Linked DNA regions of Homo sapiens: regions 2, 3 and 4 are each linked to region 1. Evidence: chromatin loops called from intact Hi-C (ENCODE). Cell type or tissue: heart right ventricle. All regions are shown on one strand. Links, peaks and the distances in the headings refer to the core of each region. The heading gives the core; the rest is flanking DNA.

Region 1 (7,135 bases), core at 2,136-7,135:
TTGACTTGACCTACAGTCTACAGACCTGGAGTCTATAATTACCAGCTGTGGTGAAATGAATGATAGATTTCTTTCTACCTGCATACTCAATGCAGTTATGCAAAAAAAGCCCCGCAGGGTTGGGATAAGACGTAGAAGGCTGAGAGGGCTCAAAATGGATTTCACTGAGAGTTTGGCATGGGATAACCCTATAGTCAATGTCTGTTATGGTACCCTGTATGCTCATGGCCTTCTTGGAGACAGGGCTCAGAGGTCATTCCTTAAATACAGACAGAAGTCATCTTAGTGTTCAGAACCATTCTGTGATCAGTGGCCTTAGAACATGTTCCCTCTACTGTTCCCTACCCAGAGGGGATCCTGTGGCAGACTGGTGATCCCCACTGTTTAGAAGGTGGAGAGGGAGAGTAAATCTGGGTTTCTATATAAGAAAATAGGTTATTTCGTGGCGTCTTAAAATTGTATCCTGACAAAAGCTGAATTAGGAGGATACCACCCTATCCCCACAATGGAGATCACAATGGGTAATTTGTTAAGTTCCTTAAATTTTTCACTGATAAAAATGGAAGTAAAGCTACCATTCTTTGTGTACAATGTAAATTTAATGTAAAACTGCATCAGAATTACCATACCAATGTCCAGGGACTAGGGAGTACATAGCCATTCATTCTCGAATCCTGCCATTCATTCAGCATATATTGTGTGCCCGTAGGGTGTAAAGCACTAGTCCTGGTGGAGTAAGCCCATGGAAGAACTAGGCTGTAAGGTGTCTAGACTGTCTTCCTCACTGCTTCCTGGAAGGAGGGCATCCAATTTATTTTTAAATGTTTTTATTCTAACATAAAGCAATCCATTTTTTGTTCTGTTATTTAACAGAAACTTTAGTATCAACTCTATTTCATGGTTGTTGCAGTTGAAGTGTTTCTGGTTTATTTTTTGCTCAATGTGTAAAGAAACCTGCTGTGATTATTTTACAGATGAGAAACAGGCAGAGAGGACAAGGGATTTAAAAAGTTTCACAGTTAATTAGAAGTGGGGCTCCAACTTGACATCAGGATTCCTGACATCTCATTTCTCAAATAGTTGAAAGATCACTTTTGACTTTCAAGTAACTCCTTATTTTTACATTGGTTAATACTGTTTCTTAGCTGTTTGTACCTGACATTTTCTTAACACATATCCAAAAAGGTAAAAGTTTCATTAAAGGATTCTAATGATCATTTTAGTATGAATAACAAACATTCAATCATAATTCCTTTGCTTAAACCTTTAAGTATCTGGCTGTTACATAGAAATGAATTTCCAGATGTGAGAATCAGAACTGTATGGAAACGAATCTAGAAAAGTGTTGATTATCCTCATAGAAGCATAAGAACTCAGGATTGGAAGAGATTTTATAGTTCATAAAGTTCAACCTTTAATCTCTAGTTCCATCCCAATACTTGGAAATAAGTCTAGGGTTCCACATGTCAAAATAACAATTTTTGTTACATTTAGCAAACATGTGCTAGGCATTTTTCTAAGTGTGTTGTAAGTATTATGTCTTCTTCATATCGGCCCTATGAAGTAGGTACTCTTAATATCCCCACTTCACAGATGGGGAACAGGCACGGGCTGGTAGGCGTAAACAGGAGTCAGGATCCAAAGTCAGGCAGTTTGGCTCTAGAGTCTAAGAGCCTGACTACTGTCTGTTATAGAGCGTTGCTCCATAGGATAAACTCGAAGGAAAAGGAGGGACAAGGGCAGGCAATGCAAATCCACTTGACAGAAATACCAAGGAAAAGTAGCTGAGTCTGGTGGAAAAACCAGAATCTTAGGAATTGAGCAGGAGTCTGGGGAAAAGCGTGAACAGGCACGCAGGCCTCAGAGATAGCTTCACCCATTAGCCCAGGGTTTCTGGCAGGTCTCTGCTGTTAGACTTTGGTTGTCCCCTTGCTCAGAGATACTAAACAGCTGAGCTGCTAGTAGACTATATTTTCAAGTTTTGAGAACACTGCCGCCTCTCTTGTAAGCACCATCCAGCTGGAATGTTGAGACTTGGGCCAGTTTTCAGAGGTGCCAATGGCAGAATCAAAGCCACACACCAGGAATTTTTGTTTTGTTTTCTACTTGATCTCTGTCCCTAGCAGATTATTGGTGGTGACTGTTTATGCAAAAAAAAAAAAAAAAAAAAAAAAAATTCTGAGTCCCTACCCCCCCCACCCTCTTTTCTCAGTTTCCTGCCACCAAAGAAATGAGAGCTGGGATCGAAATCAGGCTCAGTGCCACAGACAGAATGAGAAAGTGTGTTTTTAATGGTTTACATCACATCATGCCAGAGATGATATAGTCTGTGCATTTGGTCCAAGTCCTGCCCTTGGAGAACTCTTGGGTGAGGTGGTCACACAGTAGCCCTTATGCTGTGCCTAAATGCTATGAGGCCAGCCCCTTCACTTGTTTTAAGCTTTGGAGATTTCTTTTGTTTGCCTGTGGTTATTTTCCTGCCGTTAAATTGGTCATACCCCAGTTTTACACTGGGAATATTATCAATTTCCTATTACTGTTGTAACAGATTGCCATAGACTTACTGGTTTTGATCAATTCACATTTATCGCTCCGGAGGTCAGAAACCAGAAATGGGTTTCAGGGGGTAAAGGAAAGGCTTTGGAGCCTCGAGAGAACCCATTTCCTTGCCTTTTCTACCTTCTAGAGGCCGCCCCCGTCCCCCTGGCTGGTGGACCCTTCCTCAGTCTTCAAGGTCAGCAGAGCAGCATCTGCCAATCCCCAACACTCCTGCCTCCCTCTGTGATTCATCCGGAGCCCTTTGATTCCACTGGGTCCACCCCATCAGTCCTTCCATCTCAAGATCCTTAATCACATATACAAAATCTCATTTGCCATGTAAGGTAACACTCACTGGTTCTGAAAATTAGGATGTGGACATCTTATGGGGGCACATTGTACCTATCACAGAATATAGGGCCCCTTCTCCCCTAAGCATTGCCTCCTTCCACCCCCATCTGCCATCCTCCCTACCCCCACACCTTTCAGTAGGAGGTCTGCTCCTTTGTCACTTCTCAGGATTCCCAACAGCAACTCTCCCACCCCCACTCAGACACCCAGGATGTGTTGAGTTCCTCCTGCCAGCCTCAGTCTTAGTGGTGGCCTCATGGTGCTAGGACCGACCAAGAGCTTCTTTCCCTTTCTTTTCTTTGCCTCTTGCCTCCTCCTCCTCCTCCCCCAGCCACCCCACACACACTCGCCCAGCCTCCCAGTGGATTTCTAAGGGAGAAACACAAAGAGTTACTGCTTTTTAATTACAAGTGCTATTGTAGCATCTATAAGGAAGAACATTTTAAGCTTAATTGAGACCAAATGTGAAGTTAAATTAAATGAATAACTAATTAACGTAATGCTCCTACATTAGCCCCGTGTGAGTGAGTGCTGAGGCCCAGGGAGAAGGCAGGTACCAGGCCTGTGGTGAACAGGCTGCGCCCAGAGCTGCCCAAACAGGGCCAGTAACCTGGGACCTGGGAGATGGGTGCAGACAGGCAGATCTCAGTGCTGGGGTTCCCCCAACCTTCAGTATTTTTTCCAACTCCCTACCCACAGCCTAAGTCCTCATTTCTGAGGCCAGACCCTGAGCTCGCACAATGCCTTTTGCATGTGTCTAGTGCCACACTTACCTGCTGGTAGGAGCCAATGCCATTTGTTCAGTTTCAGTCTCTAAGGCCTAACATCCTAGGAGTTGGATAAGTATTCATGTTAACTTCCTCCCTCTTCCATTACCCCTCACTACCTTATCAAATGAGTCATCCAAGTCCTCAGAATTCTGCCTTCATAAGGAAGAAGGACTCTTCCCGTTGCCCCCGGAATTGCCCTTCTGCCAGCCGTGTTCCTGCATGGCTGGACTAATGAACAGCATAGCTCTCACCTGGAGTCACTGTCTCCGTGTGTTTTCCTATTTATCCCCTAACTAGACAAGTTCTTCAAGGGCAGGAGTGTGTTGAGTATGTGTCTCCCTTCATACCAATCCTATGAGGTAGATAATGTCACCATTTTCCTGATGATGAAACAGGCTTAAAGTTAGTAAGCAGTGCAGTTGGGGAAGAGAAGACCTTGAGAGAACCATTCCTCTTCCCCTGCCCTCTGAAGCAGAAAGCAAGCTGAAAGTCTGAAAAGTCAAGAGGCCTCGGCTCCTGTCTCTCTTCCAGGAAGCAGGATGGAACCACAGCCCACCCTGGGCTGTATGATGGGATTGGGTCACCATCTAGTGGCTCATATAAGCAACACAGCTTCTCCTTAAACTCCTTAATTACAAGTGCTATTGGAGCATCTCTAAGGAAGAACATTTTGAGCTTAATTGAGACCAAATGTGAAGTTAAATGAATAACTAATTTCATTTCATTCTCAATGTCAAAGAGCAGCAGAGAGCAGCTTTCCTGAATGCTGAACATAAGGCCAGAGTATAGCTCTTGCCCCTGTGGGCTGAGGACTTGGAGGTCCCTGGCTGACTCCTGCGCTCAGAGCTGAAGTGACTGCAGGCAGGAGGAGCCTTCCTTGTTTGTTGCCATTGGCGCTGTGCAGCCTGCTTCAGTGTGGAAGGGTGTGTATCTGGCTAATGCACCAGCCCACAACGTCCCAGGAAATGCAAGGCTTTTATCTTGCGTGGCGCTCTAAGCTCCCCATTTGCCCACACATCATCAATATCATGAGCATCCCCTTCAGGAGTGCCCACTGTCATGAGCTTTAACCTACCCACTTGGTGGTCCTGGTGTGTCCGGAATTGGTGGGTTCTTGGTCTCACTGACTTCAAGAATGAGGCCGCGGACCCTCGCAGTGAGTGTTACAGCTCTTAAGGTGGCACGTCTGGAGTTTGTTCCTTCTGATGTTCAGATGTGTTCGGAGTTTCTTCCTTCTAGTGGGTTCGTGGTCTCGCTGGCTCAAGAGTGAAGCTGCAGACCTTCACAGTGAGTGTTACGGCTCTTAAGGCAGCGCGTCTGGAGTTGTTCGTTCTTCCCGGTGGGCTCGTGGTCTCGCTGGGCTCAGGAGTGAAGCTGCAGATCTTCGCGGTGAGTGTTACAGCTCATAAAAGCAGCGTGGACTCAAAGAGTGAGCAGTAGCAAGATTTATTGCAAAGAACAAAGCTCCCACAGCGTGGAAGGGGACCCGAGCGAGTTGCCAATGCTGGCTCGGGCAGCCTGCTTTTATTCTCTTATCTGGCCCCACCCACATCCTGCTTATTGGTAGAGCCGAGTGGCCTGTTTTGACAGGTCGTTGATTGGTGCGTTTACAATCCCTGAGCTAGATACAAAGGTTCTCCACGTCCCCATCAGATTAGTTAGATACAGAGTTTCGACACACAGGTTCTCCAAGGCCCCACCAGAGCAGCTAGATACAGAGTGTTGATTGGTGCACTCACAAACCCTGAGCTAGACACAGGGTGTTGATTGGTGTGTTTATAAACCTTGAGCTAGATACACAGTGCCGATGGGTGTATTTACAATCCCTGAGCTAGATATAAAGGTTCTCCGAGGCCCCACCAGAGCAGCTAGATACAGAGTGTCGACTGGTGCACTCACAAACCTTGAGCTAAACACAGGGTGCTGATTGGTGTGTTTACAATCCCTGAGCAGGACATAAGGACTCTCCACGTCCCCATCAGACTCAGGAGCCCAGCTGGCTTCACCTAGTGGATCCCGCACCGGGGCTGCAGGTGGAGCTGCCTGCCAGTCCCGCGCCGTGCGCTCGCACTCCTCAGCCCTTGGGTGGTCGATGGGACTGGGCGCCCTGGAGCAGGGGGTGGTACTCGTCGGGGAGGCTCGGGCCCCACAGGAGCCCATGGAGCGGGTGGGAGGCTCAGGCACCGCGGGCTGCAGGTCCCGAGCCCTGCCCCGCGGGAAGGCAGCTAAGGCCCAGCGAGAAATCAAGCACAGCGCAGGTGGGCCGGCACTGCTGGGGGACCCAGTACACCCTCTGCAGCCGCTGGCCCGGGTGCCAAGTCCCTCACTGCCCGGGGCCGGAAGGGCCGGCCGGCTGCTCCGAGTGCAGGCCCGCCAAGCCCATGCCCACCCGGAACTCCAGCTGGCCCGCAAGCGCTGCATGCAGCCCCGGTTCCCGCTCGCGCCTCTCGCTCCACACCTCCCTGCAAGCTGAGGGAGCCTGCTCTGGCCTTGGCCAGCCCAGAAAGGGGCTCCCCACAGTGCAGCGGTGGGCTGAAGGGCTCCTCAAGTGCCGCCAAAGTGGGAGCCCAGGCAGAGGAGGCGCCGAGAGCGAGCGAGGGCTGTGAGGACTGCCAGCACGCTGTCACCCCTCACTGAGACCCCACTTCAGCACCCCATGCCAGCCTCGCTCGCTGCCAAGCCAAGCCCCGACAAAGATGAGCATGGGCACAGCAGGTCAAACAGAATCTATTGGTGCCAGTGGGCAACTTTAGGCTCAGATGGAGATGCCAAGAGCTAGCCAGAAAACAGCGAGTGATCCGGGACTTGGGGTGGAAGGAGGACATAGAAAAGTGGAAAAGGGAGCAGCAGATGGCACCAGGTGACCACATCTGCAGCAGCTGCCTGAATGAACCATTCATGCCCTCACGTCTTGCCAGTCTTGTCACCATTGGCACCTGTGCTCAGGGCGTAAGTCCTTCTTGTGTCCACTGTCTACTCCATTCCTAGAGCTGGCATATAGTAGGCACTCCTTGGCATTTCATTCTCAAAATACTTAATACACATACTGGTATTTTTAGTCATGCCAACCCCTCTTTCTACTCTCCCCACAGCACCGGCCCCCATCACCTTCCACTGAGGACATTATGGGGCCAGGATCAGAGTGAGGCAAGGGAGGCACTCAGGGCCGGCATGTGCCCAAGAGGGAGTGCCCCTTCAAATTATGTACCGAAGGCAGCTCCCCTGCCTCGCCCGAGTGCTGGCCCTGGAGGAACAGCAGTGATGGGCGGGTAATGGAGTTATCAACAGGCCTAAATGGAGAGTAGAAGAGGGCCCAGCTTGGGGAAATGCACAGAGAAGACTGTTGCATGGATAGAGGGACAAAGAGAGGCTGGGCTCCTTTGGTGGAGTGAGATGCCCACCTATAGATACAGGCAGATTACAGAGGTTAAAGCTTAACATGGGAAGGAGAGATGCCCATTTTCCAGGCGTTGGCC
Region 2 (8,022 bases), core at 1,574-6,573, 260 kb before region 1:
TTGTGAGCACAGCACTCACACCCTCCGTCCCCTCTCCCTGAGGCACCTAGGGCTTCATCCTCTTCCAGCCTGGCCCTTCCCAGGGTCTTCCAAAATGTTCACAGACCTGAATTCTGTGGGAATTTGAGAGTGCTTTGGAGCTGCTGTCATCTAAAGGGGCTGGCCTCCAGGGCTGTGTGTGTGTGTGTGTGTGTGTGTGTGTGTGTGTGTGTGATTCTTTTGGTTCTTTTTCAGGAAGTGGAAGTAAGATCTACTCTGACCTGACCTGAGTCTCCAAGATACCAAGTACGCTTTGACCTTCTGCAAAAAGCACTGGAAAGGCCTGTTTCACTCAATAGATGTCTACCAACCACCAACTCTGTGCAGAGAACAGTGTGGGGAGTGTGGTGGGACAGATGAATGAGGCATGGCTAGGAGAGGGAGGTCATGGTCCTAAAGGAAGGAAGAAAATGAGGTGGAGGTGGGTGGAGAATGCACAGGGAGGGATGGCTCCCCCGGTGCTAAAAATGCCGACTTCAGGCCGGTTCCGTCGGCCTCACCGCCTGTCACTCGCCCCCGCCTGGCCTCCTTCAGAAGACGGACTACCAGGATATCTTCACAACAGCATGCAGGGCCTCGCCCATCTCACACACCGCTGGTCCCTAAGATCCAATTTCCTTTTGCAAAGGGACGCAGGAGGGGGCTTTGGGGGAGCCTCTCTCTTCAGGCAGGGGAACCAAGGCCTCTGTTCACAGCTGGATCTTTGTCTGGGTGGTGGTCAGCATCCCAGAGAGCCAAGAGCAGAGTGAGGATTGCAGAGGGAAAAAGGTGGGGGTGGGGTAAGATATAGACTTTTTGAGACATCAGAAGGAACTTCCAGAATTAAGACTTTTGAGATATTAAAGTGGGTGGAATTTCTCTTTTTTGGACCCTGACAAAATAAAGGAAATAGGAATGTTTCAGGGGCCTATTAAACATAGCCTTCCCTGGAACTCTGGCAGAGAAGGCAACTTTGGATAGGGCCCAAGGGCCAGGATGGTGGAATCTCTTCCCGGGAGCATCGATCACAGATGCTCGTCCGCCAGGAAAAAAGTGAAGGGCCATAGCACTGTAGTGCCTGCAGCCTCCAGAAGAGGGAGCCTGGGGGCAGAGTCAGGGTGGGAGCCGCCTCAGGAAGGAGGGCTTTCTCCCCCTCTTAGGGGCAACTAGTTCTCTTTAACCTCGGGCTTGGGTCTTTTGGTAACCTCATTCCATGGATTAGAAGGTCATAATGAAGGCAAAACAAAGGAAGCTCAACGAGGAGGGCATAGGCTACAGAGAGGCGCCTTTCATTCACATTCTTTTGTTCACTGTCCAGTGAATGGAAGGCAGGGTCATTTTAGAGGCGCTGTCCCCAGAAATATTTGTAGCAGCAGGAGGGCTGCCCTGTGTGGGGTTAAGGAGGGGAGGTTAAGAGTAGCCTGTGCCCAGAGACAACCGCCCATGAGGCTGAGAGGAGACTGTTCAGTCCTGAGCCCACCAGGCTGCGGAGCAGGGCCAGACCCGCGTCGAAAGAAGACACAGGAACAATATTCTGAGGACCCAGATGGCCCTGGCCCCTCCCCCTCCTTGGGGTCACCACAGGCCACTAGGCCACTGCCCCATTACCCTCTGGGGGCTTCTCCTGCAAGAGAACAGGAGGCCTTTTCATTAGAGGCTTAAGTTTCCTTCTCTGCTTGCTCAGGCACAGAAGCCTCCGGCAACTTGACACTCCGGGAGCTCAGCTGCTGGAGACCCTGCACCCGTGTCCGGAAGCTGGCTCTTTTCCTCACACCTCTCCACCCACACGTGCACTTCCCCGGTTCCTGAGGGGCCACGTGCAACCATCCTGGAGAGGAATTTGGGGATCTGACTCGCCTTATCTGTGACTTGGCTGGGACTTTGCAGTGGGGTGTGGGGGAACTCTTTGAGCCACAGCGGGGGTCCTGGCCCTTTGGGGGAAGCCTGCCCTTTTTGCATTTTCTTTGGGAGAGGGAGGGGAGCAGCAGGCCTGAGCCCCTGCAAACCTAGCCCCGGGCTTCAGAGCTTTTGTCACGGATTCTGAGAGGCTGCTTGGCCCTGTCCAGAGGCCCCAGTGCTCTGTCACCAGACACCTGGGCATTCAAGGGGGCACAGTCAAGACTGCAAGTGGAGGACAGATGAGGAGCATCTCCCATGGAGAGATTTCCCATCGCGAACAGGCTCACAGGGAAAGGTTGCTTTTTGATTTGTTTTGTTTTGTTTTGTTCAGTGCTGAAAACCTTTATGATATGACATCTAGGAGGGAAAAATTCTATTGCAACACTTGACCCCACAATGACATCCAAGAAGAAATCATTTGTGTCTCTGATATCATCAGAAGAAACTAAAATGTCATTTTAGAGAGCCCAGGAGCCACCGAGGCAGGATCAGTGGATGCAAAGTCATAAAAGCACACCCCTTTAGGAAATGGGATGGGCAGTCCTGGGCACCCACCTCCCTCAGCCTCCTCAACCCATGCTCCCCACAGCCCTGCACCACCAGGTCGGCAGTCTGGAGCCCCAAATCCAGTGTGCTGACAAACAGGCTCAGAAAAAAAATACCAAGCTCATTAGGAAGGAGCTCATTAGGACTTGTTGACATGAAACCCATTAGACCAATTAACATTCCATTAATGGCCTGGGGCACAAAGGGGTTAATGCTGCCAGGCAGTAATTGGGCCAGTGTGCCGGGGTTGGGGGCTCAGGGCCTTAAGGATGAGACACAAAGTCTAATTGGGAACTCTCTGGCCAGCTGGCCTGACAGCATTTGTTCCTGGCCCCTGACCCTAGCTGAGACAAATTGATGGGGGATAGGGAAAGTAGGGCCAGCTCGCTTGGCCCCTCACTGTCCCACCCACCTGCCCCAAACTGGAGACGGGGCCCATGGCTGGCACAAGGACAAGGGTGAGGGGACACTCCCACCCTCCTGGACTCTGACAGTCCTGTTTTCTTCCTTCACGCCATTCCGCCCACTCCCTCTGGTCAAGTGTCTTTCTCAGCCCCGGGGAAGTGAGTCCCTTCTCTCCAGGAATTGCTTTGCAGTGATGTTACCCTCTTAGAAGAACTCTTTGGAGAAGCTAGAAGCCTTCAGGCCCAGAGCCCCGTTCATCTGAAGAGTGCTGGAGTTCAGAGAGAGGGATAGAGGGGACGGTGGCCCTGGGTCTGCCTGTCTTCTGGCCCCTGACCTCCTCCCCTCCTTCCTCCCTTCCTTCCCCCCTTCCATCCTCCTTTCCTTCCTCCCTTCCTGTCCCTTCTTCCCTCCCTCCTTCCTCCCTTCCTTCCTTCCTTCCATAGCAGCTAAGAGGCAGTCATGAGGGCCGCTAGGAATGCTTCTTGTCTGTCCTCCGACACATACAAGCAGCATGTTCATGATTTTCCTTCCCTTGAGACAGGTAGGGGCTGTGGAAGTCACATCCTCTGTCTGGGTCTCAATTTCCCCATCTGTAAACTTTGGGATTGGATGAGGGAATTCACAGGGCCACCCCTCAGTTCTCAGTTCCCATGATCTAAGCCTGGCCTTGGGGTAAAAAAAATTCTGGATTCCACATCCAGTAGAATCTACCACTTATTCTGTAATCTGTACAAGTCACTTTCCCTCTCGGACTGCAGAATGAAGGGATTTCCCCAGAACATTCGGGAAGCCTTTGCCCAGGATTTGCACTGCACACATGCTTGTTGAATGGAACGGAAAGGGTTGGATTGTAGCTTCTTTCTAAAGGCCAGCCAGCACCGGACTTCTCTTCCTCCCATCTAGTTGGAGAGTGGGAAGGAGGCCCCTGAGGTCAGCGAGCCAGGAGCTGTCAATCCCTTCAGCCCAGACGCCCCCAGGTTACCCCTCCACCCCCACCCCCAAGCCGTCCCCTCTGAGCAGCTGCCCAGGCCTGGGTTCTGACGTCTAGACAGATTTGCAGGAGGCTGAAATAACACAGTGAACTCAGCAGGAGGGACCGAAAAGCTGCATTAGTAACCTGGCTGGCTTCAACATCTCCCTCTGGGGCAGCCTCCTCAACCCTGGCGCAATCCGTCTCTTTTTCCCTCAGCCCCAACGCCGCGTCCAAAATGATCTTCTCTGGCCCAGCTCCCTTCCCAGAAGTGGCCTGTAGGTGGCGTCGCAGGGCCCGCTTTAATTGCATTATATAATATAACCTGTTTACTAAATCATGTAATCAGTCGCCTTAGGATTTGCAGCTTGGGATGTGTATGGAGAATTGGACTTTGAGTCAAATTTAAAAACAAATAAAAATGAGAGGCAGCTGTTGCTGATAGTGTGATATTCATCTTTTGGAAACAAATTCACCCCAGTGCTATAAATTATGCCTGGAAAAAAAAAGTGTTGCTGGTAGAACGGAGTTGGCTAGGTCTGCTCTGCTGGCAACTCATAGCGATGAATCTTGAAATAACGGTGTCAACCTGTCACTGATTTCATGTGACTCTGTGGATTTATCTAAAGAAGCAAAGGCGTGTGGGTGCACGCGAGCACACACACATAGAAACACACACATGCACCAGGTCTCTCTGCAAAACCCAGTAAGGGCTAGAAGTGACAAGCTGGAGGCGGGGTGTCTGCCAGAGCTTGGTGGTCCCTGAGGCTTGGTGGATGGGGTTGGCACCGAGAACTGAGCAGTGACAAGGGTGAGGTCAATTTGTGGTGGCAGAGGAGGACAGAATGGAGAGAGAGGATGCACCATGGGCTGGGAGGCTTGACCATGTGAGCAGGGGTTTGTCACCTCCAAATCAGTTGTTGTGTTGAAATGTTTCAAAAAGAGGGAGAAGTGGATGCTCCTGGAGGGGAGGACTAAGGAATTTGGGAAGAGGGGCAAGCTCCCCAGAGCCCGCCCCACCTTACAGCACAGCAAACACCCTCGCCTGCCTCTTCACCCCAGGGACTGTGGGTGCTGAAAGGAAGCTGGGGACCCTGAGGATTCAGGCAGCAGGAATGTGGGGCTGAGTGGGTGCTGCTCTCTGCCTGTCTTTCTGATCCTAGGCTGATGGGGGGAAATGGAGATCCTCCAGTCTGCTGAGGTCAGGCTTGGAGTGGGGCCTGGGAGCCAGGGAGGGAGTTTGTACATATCTATGTTACTGAAGGAGGGACAGGTGCAGAGGAACTGAGTGGGATTTGCACTCAGGTCTCACATCCTTGTTCACTCTGTGTCCTGAAGGCCAGCTAAGAGGTCAAAAATAAGCCGCGACTCCACAATGACCCAGGTCCCAGGGCACACCGCACCCAGCACAGAGCCCAAGTCCTTGCAGAATGTCACAGCCAGAACACCTGCTTCCCTACTGCCCCTCCGGGTCCTCCTTGGAATACTCAGTGGGGAGGCAAAGATGACAACCAAGACAAGCAGACGCTTTGGCCACCCATAGCTCTCCATACTAATTGTCATTTGCTGCCCTTCTGGGAAGCCAACTTGGGAGGTGGTGCCAGGTCATGCCCTAATATCACGATGCTGGTGTCCAGGGAACAGAGTGGGGACAGAGCAGAAGCCAGCATGAGCTTTGGCTAGGACTGCCTGCTTCTGACTCCCTAAGAGATGTGCAGATCTCTCTCCCTCAATCCTCCTTCAGCCCTTAAATGCCACATGGAGTGAATGCTTTGGAAATGGTAAGAGCCTTCTGTGAGACCAGAAAACCCAGAGACCCTTCCCATCCAACCCCCAATTTCCATCCCAAGGAGCGTGGCCTCCCCCTAATGGCCTGTGGCCCTACTTCCGAGGGCCTAAACCTCCTCTCCCGTCTCCACTCCCAAGACCATTTTACTGTTTGTTCTTTATTTGGAGTAACAATATGTCCTCACTGTGGTCGGGCCAACAGATCACTTATGCACTCACTGACCCCAGCCTAGAGATGAGCAGAAGCTTACATTAGAGACCCACCCTGGAGGAGAGGGTGCCGGGTCCCTCTGTGTCCATGGTTCACTATGGGGAGGATTAGTGGGCACACAAGCAGCATGATAAAGCAGTGTCTGGGGACAGGCCCCAGCACTGGGTCCATCACCCTCCTCAGCCGCTCCCTCCTCCATGGACAGGACTTGCCTTCCTTGAACTCCAGCCCGACCAGGTTTCCCAGAGAGGAGCCCCACCGTCCTGCCCTTTGCTGACAGCCATGCCGCTCTGACTCACACAGAAGCCAGAGTTCCAGGCCTGCAGTCTCTCCTCCTTGAGTCCCCAGTTCAGCTATTTTTTTTAACTGGGCTTCACAACACGGAGCAGGAGAGTCAGACGAGCAACACCCGCCCTGCTCCCGCGCCCTCTTCGTGGTCTTGCTCCCGCCTCTCCACACCGGGAACAAGAGTGCTGGAGCCCCACCGCCCTCCCTGCCTCGCTGTCACACCTTTTCTGGCTTCAAAAAGCTGCTGATATATTTTACAAACTGAAACAGCAATTTAATTCCCCCTGATAGCGGCAATTGTCCATTAGATCTTCCTACCGAGGAGCTTAACAATAATTCCTTTCATCCAACTGCTTGCTTCTTCTTGATCTGAGAATCAATCCCATAAATAGCAGGCAAGAGTTCTCACATTACTCTCCCCTCCAGCTTTTAGCATTTTGATGAAGATTCTCATCTCCTCTTTAAGCACTTTACAACTTGGCAATTTTTCCCCCTTTGGTTCCTTTAAACAAAATAAAACAAAAAACAGAAAAAAAAAAGCATGCTGGCTGGAAGGGGGAGCACAGCCCTTGCATTCTGCTCACGGAAGTGGTGTGCGCTTTTTCCTACCTGGAGGCAGGGGGATGGCTGCAGTGACCTGCGGTGGGTCCTGTCTGCTGGAAAGTGGGTGCTGCTCTGCCCCAGAGGCCATGACTATTGTGTCCCCAAAACTCACACTCACCACACCTGGGTCCCGCTTTTGCCAGTGATGTTCAACTTAGGGTACCTCTCCCATTCCAGGAGCCCCTCCCCCTATTGTTCACCCCCAGGAATGGAGGCAGGAGGGAGGCCACAGCTGCTGCCCTGGGGTGCTCTGAGCCAACTCCCTCCCCCAGCCTGTGGCCCCCTTGGAACCTTCTAACCTAGAGAGCGGATTCTGCCCTTTTGTTTTCCTCTCCAGCCCCTCCATCTCTAGCCAAACAACAAGAGTGGGAGAGGTGGGGAGGCCCAGGGAAAGAAGAGAGCTTGAGGCCTTTTATTCAATTATTTTCCTTTTTTTTTTCAACATGCAAGCAGCTCCAGGGATCGGGACAGTGGAGAGCCCTCCAGCTCCTCCACGGTGGTGGCTAGGGTGGAGTGTCAGGGCACCTGGGAGCCCCGGCCCGCCCCTCCCCCAGAGACACTATCATGTGCTCTCTCGTCTGCACACACTCACAGAGAAACAGATCTGAAAATGAACCTGGGACTGAAGTCCCCCTCGACAAACCTGATTCCCAGGTTTATTATTATTTGTCAAGAGCTGACAGCAGCCGCTCAGGCACTGAGCTGAGAAAACAACACAGGCCGGGCCCCTGAGACCCACAACTCAACAGAGACAGACAAACAGCTCCAGCGCTGGGATCCCAGGTGGAAAAGCGCAGAGCCACCTCCGGCAGCCCTCTCGGGCTCCCACCCTTTCATAAGTCTCTCTTCTCTGAGGCAGTCAGGAGGGCCCTGACGCTCACTGGGAGCTGGGGGGAGGAGGAAAGCAGGCATGGGGACCATGTAAGGTGTGAGTAGGGTGGCCGGAGCAGGGGCTGGTGGGGGAAGGAGGGCATGGAGGCGAGGGACCCTGAAGCCTACGCATTCCACCTCTGGTGCAACCTCAGATTCTCCTGGAGCCAGCGGAGCTAAAAGGGTCAGCCAGGCCCCTTTTCTCTCTGAGGACTGTACTGTGTCCTCTGGCTAGATGATACCTTGTTCCAAATTTTAAAACTTGCCTTTAGGAAAAAAAAAAAAAAGTCAAGAGTCAGAGTTGTGGAAGCAAGTGGCTCTGTGCATTCAATTTATCATTGAAAAGCCACTAGTTCCTGAGACGCTCATACCCAGCCAACGTGTGCCCTTCCTGCACCTTCCTGGTGGCCCAGGCAGAGCTCAC
Region 3 (8,022 bases), core at 1,924-6,923, 340 kb before region 1:
AACCAGAAAAGGAAATGCATTTTATCCCACTGCACATTGCAAAAGTCTCACGCCAAAAAAGCTAGACTTTCCTCTATGTATGGCATCAAAAGGGAGTAAAAAATGATTGGATCACCCAGATTATAAATAAGGTTATTTGTTTCTCAAAAATCCTTATTAAAACATTAAATATCAGCTCTTTTGGGGGAGAAATACATTCATTTCAGGGAGACCTCGGAAGAGTGACCATCCTTTTGCTCTACCCCAACCAGGTGGGGGAGGGGAAGCCCCAGAGGGCCCAAGGGGTCCCCTCCAGTTGAGCCAGGTAGCCACTCACATCCTGCCACTGAAGGAGGTGGCCAATGCACAATTTACAAATGAAACTGCACGTCCATTAAATTAAACCCAATGGAAAACACACGTGTGACCTGTCCTGTCATTCACAGCCATGGGGTGAGAGGGAACCGGAGGAGAGGGTGCCAACCAAGGGGGTCTGGAAGGTGGGTGGGAGGGTATGTGTTAGGGTGGACAGTGGAGAGCCTCCTCCTCCTTCCAGGAGCCCCAGTTCCTCCAGGGCTGTGGATAGCAGGGTTAGAACAGCTGGGTGGGGTGTGTGGGATGGGCATCCCCGCAGGCTCTTGGGTGCCATTCTCTGGGCCCTCCCCCACATTTAGGATATTGATGGGAAGAGGGATGTAGCACCTTCTCCAACCCCTGGCTTCCCACTGGACTAGATGCTTTCCAATGTTTCTTCTGCCTTCCCTGAAGGACAGAATGAAGAAAGGAAGCTGGAGGCTGATGGAGCCAGGCTGGGAGCAAAGGGATGGCCGTGGCGACCTGCGGGCTGGAAAGATTCCCAGATAACCTGGTTTCACCTTCTCTGAAGGTCTATGGAGGGCGTGGAGCACTGAAGGTGGGAACATCTAGGGTAAAAAACCATTGTCCTGTTGTTAAAGGAGCTAAGTTCTGTGATCACCTAGGGACAGCTGTGGCCTCAAAGTCACCTCCATATGGTTCCTAGCCCAGGGTCTGCCATCTCCTTGGCTCTTGGAGTCAACCCAGAAGGGACTCCTCTTAACCTCCCACAGGTTGAGCCCACCAGCTTACAGTTGGTTTCCAGGAGAGAGTGAAGGGCACTGTGGCTCCCATCCCTTTCTCCCATGTCCATGGTTGCTGTGCGCAGAGACAGGGCCTTGGAGGGATGAGCTGGAGCCTGGTGGATTCCATCCCATTCTGATCTGCAAGATGTGATGCCTCAGGCCCTCCCACTCCTCTGGCCACTGGTTATGCTTTGGGGCTCCCTCCTGCCCTTGAATGTCTGTCAAAGGAGCTGAGAAACTTCTGGGGATGAAACTCAGTCCCCCTTTGTCTCTCCCCTTCCTTCTAAGTCTGCCCCCGGGCAAAGGCCTACTCTGCGAACAGCACCAATCTGCCTCAGTGCAGGGCTTGTAAACAACTCAAGTCCTTCCGTGGGTGGGGGCCATGGGTGCCATCTATCCTCAGGGATTTGGTGAGTCCAGATCTCACTCCTGTCTTTCCACACAGGCTGCTCGACTGGCCCCGCCAAACAGAGTCCTCGGCAGTTCCAGGGAAGTGGGGCTGGGGTCCTCATTGAAGCTCGGTGGTTGGGAAGGAACAGGTGTCTCCTTTGCCTTTCTTCAAGCTACTGATTTGGGGAAGCTAGGGCCCAACTCCCTCGGTGCTTCCTGCCCATGTCCCCTTCCCCCCCACCCTGAAGGCCTCCCGGCGACACTCCTCTCCTGCTCAGTGATCAGTGCCATCTGGGCTGCCCGACTACTCCAGGGAGTCACTGTGTTCCAAGCCCAGGTCGCTGACATTTGTCGTCTGCAGCTCGTCGACCTCCTCCTCCAGCTCCTCCTCCTCCTCCTCTTCCATCTCATCCTCATCCTCTTCTTCTGTCCCATCCAATGAGTCATCGTGTGCAGCCATCATAGCCTGCTGCATGGCCATGGTGGCACTGTCTGAGGACAGGGACTGCAGGTTGTCCAAGTTGATGGAACCTGCGAGAGAAAGCAAGGGTCAGGACGAGGCAGGGGCTGCTGGTCAGGGCCAGCACCTCTGTGTTGGACAGGGTTTAATGGACTGGCTCATAGAGCAGTGAACTCCTTGTTTTTAGAGCTGTCCAAGCCTGAGCTGGACAATGCCCTGGTATGAAGTCTCCCATCCATTCACTAGTCAGCTACTCCCTGCCCCATCTCAGGAAGCAGCACTCCCAGCCACCGTTCACTGCACATTTTCTTTATGTGTTGGCCACTTTTGACTTTCTAACAATTCTGTAAGGCAGGTATTATTATCCCCATTCTGTCTCAGACAGTTAAGTCATTAGCTCAAGATGACATTGTCAGCGATGACAGAGTTGGAATTTTCTCCCAGGCTGGTCCAGCCCCCTAAATCTGTTTTTTTTTTTCCCATCATAACCCATAAGATGGCTCATCACAAAGGAACCTGTGCACAACCATACACATACACGTGTGCATGAGGTTATGTGTGCACACACGCACACCTACGCTCCACTCCCCATACAGAGCTATCTTCATATGCCAAGCTATAAAATGCTTGGCTCATTGAATTATTCATTGTGCACTAGGCGACTGGCAATTAGAAAAGTGTATATGGAGGGTGTGATGGAGAGGCTGGGAAAACAGAGCTCTTCCTGGCCCCTGTTCACGAGCCAGCTGCCTGCCTTGATATTTATAGATGGCCTTGGCTCCTGAAGAGCTGTGCAGATACTTACTGGTGCTAAGGAACTCAGATGGGTGCGGACATGGGGGGCTCTGCTGAGCAGTCACTGACTTGCGTGACCACCAACTCCCGCTTTTCTTTATGAGAGTGCATCTGGTCTGTTAAATTATGTACAAAAACATCCCCTTCTTTAGGGCTTTGGGGAGGGATAATCACTGTGGCATGGCAGCGATGGGAGCCCAGGTAAGGAGATAGCCCTTGAATCTTTGCACGGCTTGACCTGAAGAAGCTCCAGGAGCACCCCCAGCCCTTGTCTAGGGTGCACTCAGCCCCAGTTCTTACCATCGGGGTTTGTCCCTGGGGCACCGCCCTGCTGCTGCAGCACCCCCGCAGCGATGGAGTTGGGCCAGAATCTTTGGGTGGGCCGGTGCTGAGACTTGATCTTCTTGGCTTTGGGGGCAGGATCTGGGTTGCTGGCATCAAGCATGGGCTGCAGGATGCGCCTCCGGGCATTGATGAACCTGCCCAGAGGTAAAGTGGAGACCTGGTTAGTCATCACCTGCATGGCCTTGGGGTGGGGGCAGGGAGGGTGAAGCTGCCTTCAGACTCCATTTCACAGAGCAGACCGGGGTTCCCATCCCGGATGTAAAAGCCCAGCAAGGAGGAGGGCCCTGGGTGCTGAGAAGTTCATGAAATTTCCTGGGGCTTGGTAACTGCAAAGTCATATGGGAAGAATGCATGGGGGGTCAGAAATCCCTGCTCAAGACCTTCCAGGTTGAACGGAGGAGGAGAGCATGGTAGTCATAGGCACTAACCTCTGACTTCTCTCCAGAGAGCCAAGGGCTCGGATCAGGGCCCTCAGCTCTGGGGTCTACTTCCATCCAGCCAGACCTTGCTCTCTGAGCTCCCCTGACAGCCCAGCCAGGCACAGAGACTGGGAAAGCTGAGATCCCTGTGGGGTCAGAATGGCTACTCCTCCTCCCTCTCCCCACTCCCAGCTTTGCAGCTAGTTTTAGTCTCAGTTCACATGGGGGTGGGGAAGACCAGATGACCACTGGCCTCCGGTGCACAGCTGCGGGCAATCCTGTCTGTCTCTGAAGTGCAGGTGGGCTGGGTGCTCAGGTGGGCGTGGGTTTTCTCTTCCTCAAGAAGCTTCCAGGGATGTGCCTGACACAATGTCCCAGCAGAGGGCGCTGAGAAGCTGCAGATGAAGCCACAGGTGCCAGTGTTGATTCTTGCTTTCTGCTTCTAGCCTAAATGGGGGGACTGGCATGGTAGCTGGGCTGAGATTGAGGCAGATCCTGGCATTCGAGTCTCTTTTCCCTGCTACGCATTCCCCTGCCCAGAAGGTGGCCCCTGGATCTGGGAGCCTGCATGCAGGTGATGCAAACTCACCAGTTGTTTACTTGCAGGAGGGTGAGGTTGGTCTGGGCTGCGATCTGCCTCTTCTCATCCTCCGTGGGGTAGGGGTGCTGAAACGAGAGGTGGAGACTAGTGAGGGCTGGGCATATGCTGATCTGGCCCCCCCAAGGGACTGTGCCCACGCCATGGGCACTATCCTGAGCCAGGCAGCCCGAGTGGTTTGGGAACCAAAATTGGGGAAGTGTCATGTTTGCTCCCCACAGAGAATGGACCTAGGGCTTGGAGGAAGGTTGCCCCATGCCCGAGACTCCACATCCCGGGCTGGCCAGTCCTCAGCCAAGCCCCCACAATGGGGAGCCAGGGAGGTTTCCCAAGACCAAGATGGTTCAGTACTGACAGCTTCCAAGGCACATCCTTCTCACTTGATCCTCACTGCCGCCCCCAGCAGGCAGGGCAGGCATTGTCAGTGTTAGGGTTTCCAATGGCCTCAAACGCCCATAGAAGGTGGTAGGCGGGGTGAATGGATCAATTTAAGTTAACTGCTATTTACTGAATATCTACTATGTGCCCAGATTTATGCTAGGCATGGCTAGGAGACAGAAGAGTACTACTTGTATAGTGCTTTATAACCTGTAAAATGCTTTCATGCATTTTATTCATTAAAAAATCATCATTTTATTTAATAAAGCACATCATTGAAACTCTGAAAGGCAGGCAGGTTAGGTATTGTTATTCCCACTTTGCAGATGAAGAGATGGAATGACTCCTCCAGTGTCCCCCAGATGGTAGCACCAGCTCAGGTCTTCCGATTTGGGTCCAGTCTTTCTTCCATTGCTTCATGATGCCACTTTATAGGACTGAGTGGAGGTGAGAAAGAGAGCAGGGCAGGTGTCTCTCTCAGTCCCCCACATGCTGCAGCCCGTGCACTGACTACGCATCTGTCTCCCTCTCTCAGACTGTGCTTCATGACGGCACTGGGATACTGAATGTATCCCCAGTGCCTTCCACATACAAATGACATACAAATGCCTGCTGAGTGAAGGAAAGCAAAAGCACAGCACTCAATGCTGTGGTTTGGGTGATGAGCCCTGTAGAGGCTAAGAAGGAGAGAAATGCAGTGGTGGGGAAGACTGAACAGGTCACATTAAAGAATGAGAAGGCTCTGGGTGGCAGTGGGAAGAGAGTCGTGACCCCATTGGGAGGGAGGCCACAGGATGGCTGAGTCTATGCATCCCTAGGACTTGTTCAGGCCACAGCCCTGTGCCTGGCACCCAGCATGCAATTAAGGTGTGGCGAACGTCTGAATAAGTCAGAGTTTTGTCCTGGAAGCTAGGGGAGGTTTGGGGGCTCTTATGGCAGAAGATCAAGCCATCCAGCATCCTCAGGCTAAAATCATTCCTTTTGATTGGAGTGGTATTAGAAAGTGGTGCTTGAGCTGTCTAAGGTCCCCGAGATGGGAGGTCTCAAAATCTGGCTCTATTATGACTAGCTATGAAATCTCAGGCACGTCACCTAACTACACATCAGCAAGTCATCTGACAAATAAATGAAATTATACTTGTAAAATGCTCAATAAAAGGTACGAATACTCTTATTATCAGGGGGTGTTACAAGGTGCTTAGAACTTTCTGAGGGAAAAGGCTGCGGTCAGCAGCCTTGGTGGTACTCGCATTATCGGTGGAAAAGGAGGAGCAGCCTCTCCCCTACCTCAGCATCCCCCAGATGAAGCCATCAGGACCATGTGTTGCTTTAATTCAAACCTCTGACCCTGACCACCATGCCAAGGCAGCTGGGACTTGTGATTCATACGGTATTAAGATTCTAACAAGAAAGTAGGCACATCAGCATTACAGGAGCCAATTTTCATTCTAATTGGGAAGGAGCGGAGGCAGGATGGGAGGAGAGGGTGCAGATGGCCCCAGGGGGCAGAGAGGCAAGGACTCTGGGAGCTCTGACACCTTCTGGGGTCAAGCCCTAGTGCCTGGCTCCAACCTCCCTATTTGTGGGAAAGAGCCAAGCAGCCTCCCTGTCCATAGCCAGCTGGTCTGTAGACAAAAAGCAGCAAAAATATGGTGATTTTTTGGCCTTCCCAGGTGCAAGGGCCTTTCATGCCTCCATGCCTTCGCACGTGCTGGCCCTCCTCTGGAGCGCGCTTCCTCCTGCCTGTCCTCGCGTGCCTTTCTGAGCTTCTGTGAGGGCCTGCCACAGATCACAGCCTCTGCAAGGCCCTTCCCGACTCCCTGAGGCAAAGCTGGTCACCGTGGCCTCTGAATGATTGCTTTTCGCCCACTAGATGGCAAGACATGTGTCCCCCACTAGGCCATGAGCTTCTCTCAGGCAGGGACCCCATCTCATTAGACATTGTTTATTTCCAGTGTGCAGACCAGGCACAGTGTGCAGACAGGCAAAGAGGCCAACGTTGAAGGATTGTGTAGTGAACTGAGGAATGAACTAGCACAATAAGGAGACGCAGACTTGTTTCTTGAGCAGAGCTAGTGGCCGTGCTGACCAGGCACAGTGTGCAGACAGGCAAAGAGGCCAACGTTGAAGGATTGTGTAGTGAACTGAGGAATGAACTAGCACAATAAGGAGACGCAGACTTGTTTCTTGAGCAGAGCTAGTGGCCGTGCTGGCTGTGCTGGTTCACCAGCCCACAACTGTTGGGCATCTGCCGCATCCTGGGTGCTGGCAAGTGAAAGATATCTGAAGTTAAGAACTCACAGACTAGATGGGAAGAAAAAAAGGAGGAAAAAGCCTCTCTATTAATGGGAAGTCTGTGCTAAGTACCCCTCTGGTGACAAAAGAAGGAAGTCCTTAGGGAAGGGGATTTCAGTTGGACTTTGAAGAATGGCAAAGCCAATCTAGTAGAGGAGAGGATGATGTTCCAGGCAGGAGCCTTGCACTGGGACTTATATTTAAGCCAGTAGGATGAAAAGTTCTTCCACTATTAACGGCCTCCAGAGAAGGAAATCCTCCAGCCTTCCTTGGAAGAATAATGTTTGCTGTCTCTAAGGAGCCTTCTGTTGTCGGGCCCCCATTCTGAGTGAATGTCACAAATACACAGATTAACATGCTCCAGTCCAGTGGGGAGCTATGAGAAGCAATGCCACCCAAAACTGGCTGGTTGCTCTCTTATGAATGAGGATAGAAAGCCCCTAACCACCGCCTGGTGCAAGTCCTCACCACCTATCCCTCCTGGACGTCCAGTATCTCAGGACGCACGCTGTGGGGCTGTGGGGTAAGTAGCAGCGTTTAGCAGCTCTGGGGACAGGTGTGTCAGCCAGAACATTCCTGGCACCACATCTGAGTGGTCATGGGAGCAGTCCAGCTCGTACACGCCTCAGACCACATGATTCCTGAGGACAGAGTCAAAATAGTCCTGGCCTCTGGACAGACCATGATTGGGTCAGCGCTACTTTTAGCACAACTGGCCAGGCTTGGGGCCAAGGAGGGGAAGAAGAATCAAATGAGATCACGCAAACCATCAAGGCACAGTGGCTGCTCTCTGATCATTATTGGATCACGGCAAACCATCAAGGCACAGTGGCTGCTCTCTGATCGTTATTGGATCACGGCAAACCATCAAGGCACAGTGGCTGCTCTCTGATCGTTATTGGAGGGAACTCCCTGGATTTGGAAGAGAAGGGCCCAGACAGTAGCTCTCTGGAAGTAGATAATCCTTCCTTGAAAAAGAAGTAGATACAGTTCATGAAAAGCAAGGAAAAGAAAAAGAAAAAGAAAAAGAGGTACAGAACAGACTAGAAGATGACAGAGCCTTCTCAGGGACAGCTGGAGCCTCACACGACTGGGCAGTGCTGCCAGGGAGTAAAGGACCTTCAGAGATGGGATCAAGTCCTGACCCACCCCTTAACATTGTGTGACCTTGACACACGCAAGTGACCTTTGTTTGTTTTATGTCTTCCATCCTTAGATGGAAGTAGCAAAACAGTGACTAACTCTTGGACATGGGGATGATTT
Region 4 (8,022 bases), core at 1,813-6,812, 260 kb before region 1:
AGCCCCAGGAGGGCCCCCTTAGGCTGCCAAAACCTTGTGTTCTGGCCCCCTGGGGCTGCCCAGGCCTAGCCCTCAAGGGGCCACTGAGGCTTCAGGCGGGCCCGGCAGGGCTGGTACTCCCTCCAGTTTGGGGCAAGCCAGGTATGGGATCAGTTTCCTGGCAACCAGGAGAGAAGCCAAGGACCCGGGAAGAGGTCAGGGCTTGAGGTCACTTGGTAAACATCAAGTCTGGCCTTAATAGGTAGGAGGCAACAGGGGACATGAACATTGTTGGGGGGCACAGAGTCCAGGGCGCTCCAGACCTGGGCCTGCTCAGGCGAGTTGGAGTATGGGGATATGTCCAGTTTAAAGACATGGGTGGCTCAAGCAGGCAGAGAGAGCGGTCAAGGTGCACAAAGAGAAGAAAGGCCCAGCAGAAAACAAAAAAGAAAGAGAAGAGTCTGTTTTGATGAGTCAAAGCAAGGGAAGGTGGGTCCCCATATGGTCCCTGGGGTGTTGCCCCTGGGGCAGAGGGACCCTTCGCTAACAGTCACAGAAAAAGCTTAGGGGAACTTTCAAAGCTACTGAAAGCTGCTCACGGATCCGCAGCCTTGTCACCTGCACAGCCCTCCTCCCCTTACCCTATCGCCTCACACCTACCCTTGGTTGCCTGAGCGCACCTGATGGTGTCCACCTTCCTGCCTTTCCGATGGTGTCCACCTTCCTGCCTTTCCGATGGTGTCTACCTTCCTGCCTTTGCTCCCACAGCTGCCTCAGCAGGGACTGTCCTCATCTCCCCTGCAACCTGCCTCCCACCCAGCTGCAGCTTCAACTCTTCCAAGAAGCCTTTCCTGCTTCTCCTCCCTCCCCAGGCCGCAGAAGACTGGACTCCTGCCTCATCTGAACGGACCCCAACACCGGCAACACCAGGCCCTTTGCCTGTCTCATGAGCGGGCTGGTCTCCCAGCTCCCATGCCTGCCCGCAGTGTACTCCCACATGTTAAATGACTGAAGGATGACCAGAAGGAGGCAATGACTGAGTGATGTGTTAAAGGCCTCAGGGATCCCAAATCCTGGGAGAGGCCAAAGAAGGCCCCTCAAAATATTCCCCAACCCAGTTAGCCCAGGGAGAGGAAGGGCCGGCATCAGAGCCGGACAGCCCAGTGTAGCTCAAAGAGGCTCTTGGAACAGCAGGCCTCGGTCACCTCTATTCTGATCCCAGGCCAAGTGGACAGAACAGACCATAGAAGAGTTGCTCAGTGGTGTACAATGGGGGTTTCAGTTAGTTAATTAATTTTAAAAGGGTTTGTAAGTGGTGGTTTACACAATGTGACTCATGGAACATTCACTGCCCCTAACTGCATTTCCTGGGCTGTCACTGACAGGAGGCCAAGAAGAGGAAAGCTGTGGACTCCACTTCCCAGCTTTGTGCATTTTCCCGGGAACTGATGGCCTCCTGCCCATCCCATCGCTTCCCTCTGGAAGATCCTTCCCTTTTGTAATAGTCCAAAACCAGTGATTTCCAATAGGTCCTTCAGAGGGCACACCAGAATCCCTGTGTGTGCACATCTATGTGTGTGCGTGTGTGTAAGGGGGTGTTCATAGCTGGTAAAACCTATTTGACATGCCTATTATGTTCCTAATAAAAAGTAATTAAGGTTAAATCCCATCTGGGCTGCTGGAGATGTGCAGGTGATCGAGTGAAGAATGAAGTTGGGGTGAGGGTGAAAAGGGGCTGAGGAACACCACTGTACTTTTTGTTCCCACACTCTCAACAGCCTCGTGAGACAGGGAGGGCAGAGTTATTCTCATTTTATGAATGCAGAAACTAAGGCCCCACATGGACTCTAAGCTCCAAGAGGACAGGAACTCTGTTGATTTTGCACCCCAGTACACAGCACAATGTCCGCATGGCCCACAGGACACACTCAATGTTTATCGAATGGATAAGTGGATGAAAGAAATAGCTCTGAAATTACTTGCCTAAATTTGTATAATTCATCAGCAGTGGAGCTGATAATTATACAAATTCTTATTACAAGTCCTGATTGCTGAATTTCTACGAGATTGAGTCATTCCATCCTCCTCTTCAGACCACAGACTTCAAGAACAGCAAGCATCCTGGGGCCCTAACTCACCCACCTGCCTCCTGCCAGGCCGCACAGACACCAAAGCTTTCTGAAGACCAACTAAGACCAACGGCGTGCGAAAGGCAGGCAGAGCATGTAAGGTCCTCCCCAGACCCGCTGCTGACTTGGATCACCTGTCCCCTGATTTATTTTAGGCTTTGTATCCCAGGGCCATTAATTATTTTTGTAGCTGTTTAGGGCATTCATTCGTTCTGCTTGGGGACAAGGGAGTAGACAATAAAATCTCTGTTTTTGGTAAATATCAGAATATAGTAAGTTCATCAAATAAAATACCTAGACCAGGCCAGTAGAGTGTTTCTTCCCAAGTTTAAAGCCATGCTGACAGCCCACCATCTCCTACATGGGCATAAAGGCCCCACGGTTGGACCTGGAGGTTGTTTTTGCCTTTTACACAATGAAGAGTCCAGGTCTTGAGTAAGTTGGAGTTCAGGGATATGTTCAGCTTAAAGACATGGGTGGCCCAAGCAGGCAGAGAGAGAGGTCACTGTGCACAAAGAGAAGAAAGGCCCAGCAGAAAAGAAAAAAGAAAGAGAAGAGTCTGTTTTGGTGAGTCGAAGCAAGGGAAGGTGGGCCCTCATATGGTCCCTGGGGTGTTGCCCCCAGGGGCAGAGGGAGCCATCAATCACCATCACAGAAAAGGCTTAGGGGAACTTTCAAAGCTGCTGAATTAACTCTATTGCTGCAAAGCAAATGTGTTTCACAGGCAGCTGAGCAGAGGGCCCTGCAAGGCAGGGGGCTCCAGCCCTTAAAGAGATGAGAGGAATGTAAAGCGAGTGTGAAAACATCTGAACCCACTTCTGCCTGTCACAGCTGTGTGGCCTGGATGGAGGCCATTCACAGCCAGGGGCCCCAGCCACCCCCTTTTGCCTCCAGTTAATTAAACCAGCATGGGGATCCTAATGACTGATCAAAGCCCATCCAGCTTCCCCAGGATATCTGCCTCCCCTGGCCCCACCTGGAGTGGGGATGGTGCTAGGACAGGGAGGGAAAGAAGGTGCCCAGAGAGACAGGTCTGGCTTCCTCAGTGTGGCTGGCCCAGCCTTAGCCTTCCTCTTGCAGGGTAAGTGAGACAATGTTGTCTTGACCCCAGATCTCTGAGTGCCATGTCCTGGAGTCCCAGACACCATTCTCCCCACTCTGAGGGATGCTGGAGGATCGGGGTGAGGGGAATGGGAGGGACACAGCTTTTGCAAAGGGGCCCCAAGCAAACACTTGACTTCCTTCCGAAGTGAGCCTCACAAACCGGACCTCAACTACGAGTTCTAACTGCCTGTCTTTTCTCTCTCTGTTCAAAAATGAGGCTGCATCCTTGGTGAACTTCCCAAACCCTTTCAATGCCACTCATCATCAAGTCATGCTACGTAAGCCCCTAGCTACCTACCCATCAGTTTGTTCCTAAACTATCCATTGAGTTTAGTTCCACATTGACAGGGGCTGTGCCTAGTAGGTCAGACTAGGATCTACCAGGATTTCTGCTTTCTAGTCCAATGCTCATGCAGCTGACATGCCAGGGACACGCAGACTGAAGCATACTAAACATTGAATACATACTCAAATAGACCAGATACAATATTTGTCTTGCTAATAAGCCAAGGGCAAAGATATTTGTGGAACAGTAGGTATGTGTCTGTGTTTGAGGAAAAGTTGTGGGGGGGGGGGTGCTGATAGTGAGAGTGTGTTTTGTGTGGGAAGGTGAGGGGAGTGAAGTGGTTGCCTTTGCTAGTGAACCCGGATGGCTCCCCGGAGTGGCTGATGGAGCTATAGAAGTGAGAACTTCGCTTGGCGGGTGATGTTGCATATGGGTGTTACAGGAAGGTCTCGAGTGACATTTCTGAGAGTACATGAATGAGAGGTATTTGCCTAGAAGGAGTGACGGGGTGGTTGTGTGTTCCCAAGAAAATTCTGGGAGGGAGGCTGGAGTGACACTTGCTGGGATTCTAAGCAAGGCAGGAGAGGACAGAAATAGTAGCAAATGGAAGGGTCAGTGGGGATTCTTGGGGCAGTGGGAGGAGGGGGCTGTGAAAGTCCAGCTGACAGCCAGGCCCACTATGGCAGAGATACAGAACAGAAGTGGGGTGATGTTGGAATCAACACAACGCACTGAACTGAGGCTCACACACCTAGTTCACATCCAGGTCTCTCTAGAGACAGTGTGGTCATTAGGCAATCATTGTAGAATTCCACTACCCCAGTGACTTACCCCTACCTCTTCAGGGCATAAAGTGAGGGGTCTGCATCAAGGACCCAGTTACAGCATGCTGAAATTGGGGTCCTGTAGTTAAGACAGTAGAGGGCGCTGCTACTCTGGCAGAATTTAGCAGGAAGCCACCAGAAAGAGGAAGTAGGTCACAGGGAGGGTTCCACTAGGTTGTTGCTTTTGCACTTTCTTTCTTTCTTTTTTTTTTTTTTTTCTTTTTTTTTTGAGATAGAGTCTCACTCTGTCACTCAGGCTGGAGTGCAGTGGCGCAATCTTGGCTCACTGCAAACTCCGCCTCCCGGGTTCAAGCCATTCCCTTGCCTCAGCCTCCCAAGTAGCTGGGACTACAGGCATGTGCCACCATGTCTGGCTACTTTTTGTACTTTTAGTAGAGACAGAGTTTCACCGTGTTGGCCAAGCTGGTCTTGAACTCCTGACCTCAGGCAATCTGCTCACCTCAGCCTCCCAAAGTGCTGGTATTACAGGCATGAGCCACCATGCCCAGCCCGCTTTTGCACTTTCTAAACATACAGTCATCCTTCAGTGCACAATCAACAGAGAGTGTGGCGGCCTTACAAACAATCACAAAGTTTCTCCGGGATGGACTGCAACAGAACTAAGGGGCTAGAAGCCGCTTAGCCATCGTATCACTTGGCTTGTGCCCAAATAGCACGAGGCCATAACAGTGAATGCTTCTCTACTAAAATGGGAAGAAAAAAAAGCCTCCCTCATTTTTAATAACTTTATTCCCCAAACTTCAAAAATGAAATTGCCAAGTTAAGAACTCGCCTTGAAAAAAAATTCTAATTTATTATAAAGAAGGTCCGGGGCTTGGGAATTTTTTAATGCAGATTCCTAATTTTCCAAAGTGAGATTCTCCTGTGCATTTGAATAGATTATGCTCGGTATTGCTAGCCCTTAGCACAACGGGAACATTATTAAAACGATCGCATGGGTCTCAGAGGAAGGGCTCTGCGTCTCGCTTCCTTTTTCATTTGGGGGACTTCATATCAGAGACTGCCCATTTGTTGCCTGTGGAAGAAACTGGGTTTCTGAAGAGGTGATGGAGAGGTGTGCTCAGCTGCCCAGGTTGTGAGGAAACAAGTCATACGTGGTCCACAAGTAATGAGATTAGACCTAAAGGAATGAGGAGGGAGTGGGCTTTGTTTCCTGAGAGCTCTGTTTTGGACAGGATTCCCTGGTGTGCCTGGCCCATGTTCCCATCAGGTCCTGCTTCCCTGAACATGTGGAGTCTCAGAGAGCGGCTGGTTCTTGGGGATATGAGCATTCTGAAGGGAAATGCAGCAGTCTCCCCCTAGGAAGCTGGGGTCCATATCTCGAAAAGATAAAGGGAAGAAGTCAGGGGTCCAATGCAAGTTTGCAGAAAGTGCCAGCAGCCAGGCATGCACGGAAGAGCTGTTCCTACAAGGGAGCCCCTCCTAGAAGCCCGAAAGAGTGGGCAGAAGGCCCTCAAATACTAGCATTCTTTGGAGAGAACAGCCTTTCCCCCTAGAGTCAGAAGCCTTTGTTCTGGGGGCATCCCCCAGCTCCCCCATCCCTCCCACTCCACCCCTGCCCTAGCTCCTTTCCCTTAGCCCCACATCCTGCTCGGTTTCCTTGGGAACCAGCTCAGCTTGGGGAAGGCCAATGGCAATTTGGGCATAGCCTAGTGCCTTCATCAAGGCCGTAAAGACCCTGACATCTTGACCTGGTCAGTTCACCATGGACACTGATGCTTCTCATCAGACATTTCACTCATGGATTGCCAGGGTTACAAATAGATGGCAGCTTCCCCAGGGCAAATTATTCCTTTGCTCTAAATATGAAGATTTTAAATGGTGACATTCTGGCGGATCCTCAGAGAGGAGAGCCTTCGGGCAGTGCCTGTGTCTGGCTTCTGTCTGAGACCTTAGATATGGAAGTGGAGACTCCCTTCTTCCTCACAAAGGCTAGAGCAGCTCAGTGGTGACTTCTGGGGGGCTGAGCACCTTAGGGCTGCAGCCCACCTCCATCCATCCCTTGATAGCTGGGATTTATTAATCCAGCTGTATGCTGATCACTAAATTAGGCTTCTGGATCAGCATTCAACACAGGCCCTTGCTGCAGCTCTCCGGCTAATCCCCGCCAAACCAAAACTTCTCCCAGCTCCCCAGGCAGTCAAAACAGGGAGGGGTGGGTGAGAGGGAAGGGGCCACCATCAGTCATGCCAACACAGTGTTCTCTGACCTCTCAGCCCTGCCCTGGTCTGTCCTTGAGTCTTGGGTATGGAGGTGTGGGCCTTGGCAGCTACCACCTGCTAAATACAGGAAGGGTCTCCATCTCTGTTCCCCATTCTTCTGGAGAGAGAATCCAGTCACAAAACAAGTGGAGCCCACGTTCCCACCACTTAATCGATATGTGGGCATCGATGTGTGCTGGCTGAGTGGAATGGGAATGGGTCTGCTGCTATCAAAGAAGGATGATCTTGCCCCTATTCTGGCCCCTAGCTTCTTCTCTCACTTCTTTCTTGGGAGGCAAAAGGTTCCCATCAGTTGAGGGCTCCTTCTGAACTTTGTCTCGGGAGCTGAAACTACAGAGGGAAGGGACTTGACATAGTGTTGGATGCCTGGAAGCTTTCAAATACAAGAGCCATGTAAAGGCCAAGTTCAACCCTGTGGCTTATTAATGGAAGCTACTGGCATGAGCAGAGGGCTCGCTGAGGATGGGGTTAGGCTGGGAGAGCTGGGGAAGTAATATGATTTGATATGTGGGAGCGGGGCCGTAGACATGTGCTCAGAGATTGGTGAAGGACCAGGGCTTTTGGACCTTCAAGGGCAGAGCAAAGGTGTTCCATATGCTGGGTACGCTAGAAAGAAGCCCCACAGCATCTGGTAATCTCCCAGAGGATGACAATGATGTATAAAGCAGCTACTACATGCTCCCACTAGGCTGGAGGCATCAGGGCCATAGTGAGCACAAGCCTGGCATCTGCATCTTAAGACCCCTTTCATGCTGCACAAATCTTCCGTGTGGCCCATGAGAACCACTGTGTTTGAAAATGCCAATGAGTGAGGGATGGCAGAGGAGGGCAGAGAGTGGCTGCTGGAGGAGTGCAGATGGTAGCCTGCCCACAGCACCCAGCGGGCACCTGCTGCACATGGGCGAATTTGTGGATGGACATTCTAGCTGGGTGCATTTCACATCACAGGTGCCCAATAAATAATTATTGAATTCATATTGACAGGAGAGTGTGAAGGGAAGGGTCAGAGAATGAAGGCTTCTGTGAAAGCACAGACACAAAACTCGAAGTTTCCAAAGAACCAAGGGTGGACAAGAGGAGCACCTGGGGGAAGCAAAAAGGAAAAGCGGCTGGTCTAAAGGATGTAGGAGGGCAGCCCCCACAAGCTGGGCAGGCTTCCAGGAGGAGAAGGGCAGGCAGCATGAAGACAGCCAGAAGGCACTGCTGAGGAGGGGCATGTTGCAGGAGAGGCAATCGGGGTGGGGAGCGCAGAAGATCTTGGGGGGCGGCTGTGTCTGATCTGAGGGATGGAAGCTGGGGACCAGAAGGAAAGGGTTGCGGGGTGTGCAGAAAGAATCTTGGCTTTTTAAAAGTAGAAGCCCAGAAGAGTTCTGAAGAGAACAGAGATTCTCCCGACAGGCAGGCAGAGGAGGACAAAAGGGCCCAAGTGACCCGAGAATGGGGGGCCTGGCACTCAG

What was found. A loop is a pair of places that touch in the nucleus more often than their neighbours do. Peaks named below come from ENCODE experiments on the same cell type or tissue, not always from the same donor. Only the 100,000 strongest peaks of a DNase experiment are listed, where the experiment ranks them.
Region 2: a loop joins it to region 1, with 6 times the contacts of the local background. A loop is called at or near these places in 54 of 110 quality-filtered maps.
Region 3: a loop joins it to region 1, with 4 times the contacts of the local background. A loop is called at or near these places in 24 of 110 quality-filtered maps.
Region 4: it touches region 1 in a loop (4-fold over the local background); 54 of 110 quality-filtered maps call a loop at or near these places.

What each region holds. Positions count from the first base shown.
Region 1 is chr11:125,088,471-125,095,605 of GRCh38, reverse strand. SLC37A2 (solute carrier family 37 member 2) reads right to left here. Exons shown (of 18, transcript NM_001145290.2): 18 at 5,090-7,135. It overlaps TMEM218 (transmembrane protein 218), which reads left to right. Exons shown (of 5, transcript NM_001258244.2): 5 at 1-1,217. Among named protein-coding and RNA genes, the nearest start is that of TMEM218, 20 kb to the left of the region's middle. In heart right ventricle, for the core only: a CTCF peak has its summit at 4,248 (motif pointing left); a DNase peak (open chromatin) is centred at 4,205; H3K27ac peaks cover 407 bases.
Region 2 is chr11:125,342,029-125,350,050 of GRCh38, reverse strand. The region is part of intron 3 of PKNOX2 (PBX/knotted 1 homeobox 2); the gene reads right to left. Among named protein-coding and RNA genes, the nearest start is that of PKNOX2-AS1, 79 kb to the right of the region's middle. RefSeq lists enhancers at 84-626, 7,953-8,022. In heart right ventricle, for the core only: CTCF peaks have their summits at 3,917 and 4,116 (motif pointing right); a DNase peak (open chromatin) is centred at 4,090; H3K27ac peaks cover 4,026 bases.
Region 3 is chr11:125,425,144-125,433,165 of GRCh38, reverse strand. It overlaps PKNOX2 (PBX/knotted 1 homeobox 2), which reads right to left. Exons shown (of 13, transcript NM_001382323.2): 11 at 4,078-4,154; 12 at 3,025-3,203; 13 at 1-2,000. The coding sequence ends at 1,774. Among named protein-coding and RNA genes, the nearest start is that of FEZ1, 67 kb to the left of the region's middle. RefSeq lists enhancers at 3,673-3,962, 3,554-4,457, 6,162-6,663. In heart right ventricle, for the core only: CTCF peaks have their summits at 3,666 and 3,865 (motif pointing right); a DNase peak (open chromatin) is centred at 3,865; H3K27ac peaks cover 222 bases.
Region 4 is chr11:125,351,796-125,359,817 of GRCh38, reverse strand. All of the region lies in intron 4 of PKNOX2 (PBX/knotted 1 homeobox 2), which reads right to left. Among named protein-coding and RNA genes, the nearest start is that of PKNOX2-AS1, 89 kb to the right of the region's middle. RefSeq lists an enhancer at 7,870-8,022. In heart right ventricle, for the core only: a CTCF peak has its summit at 4,415 (motif pointing right); no DNase peak of the experiment used is centred there.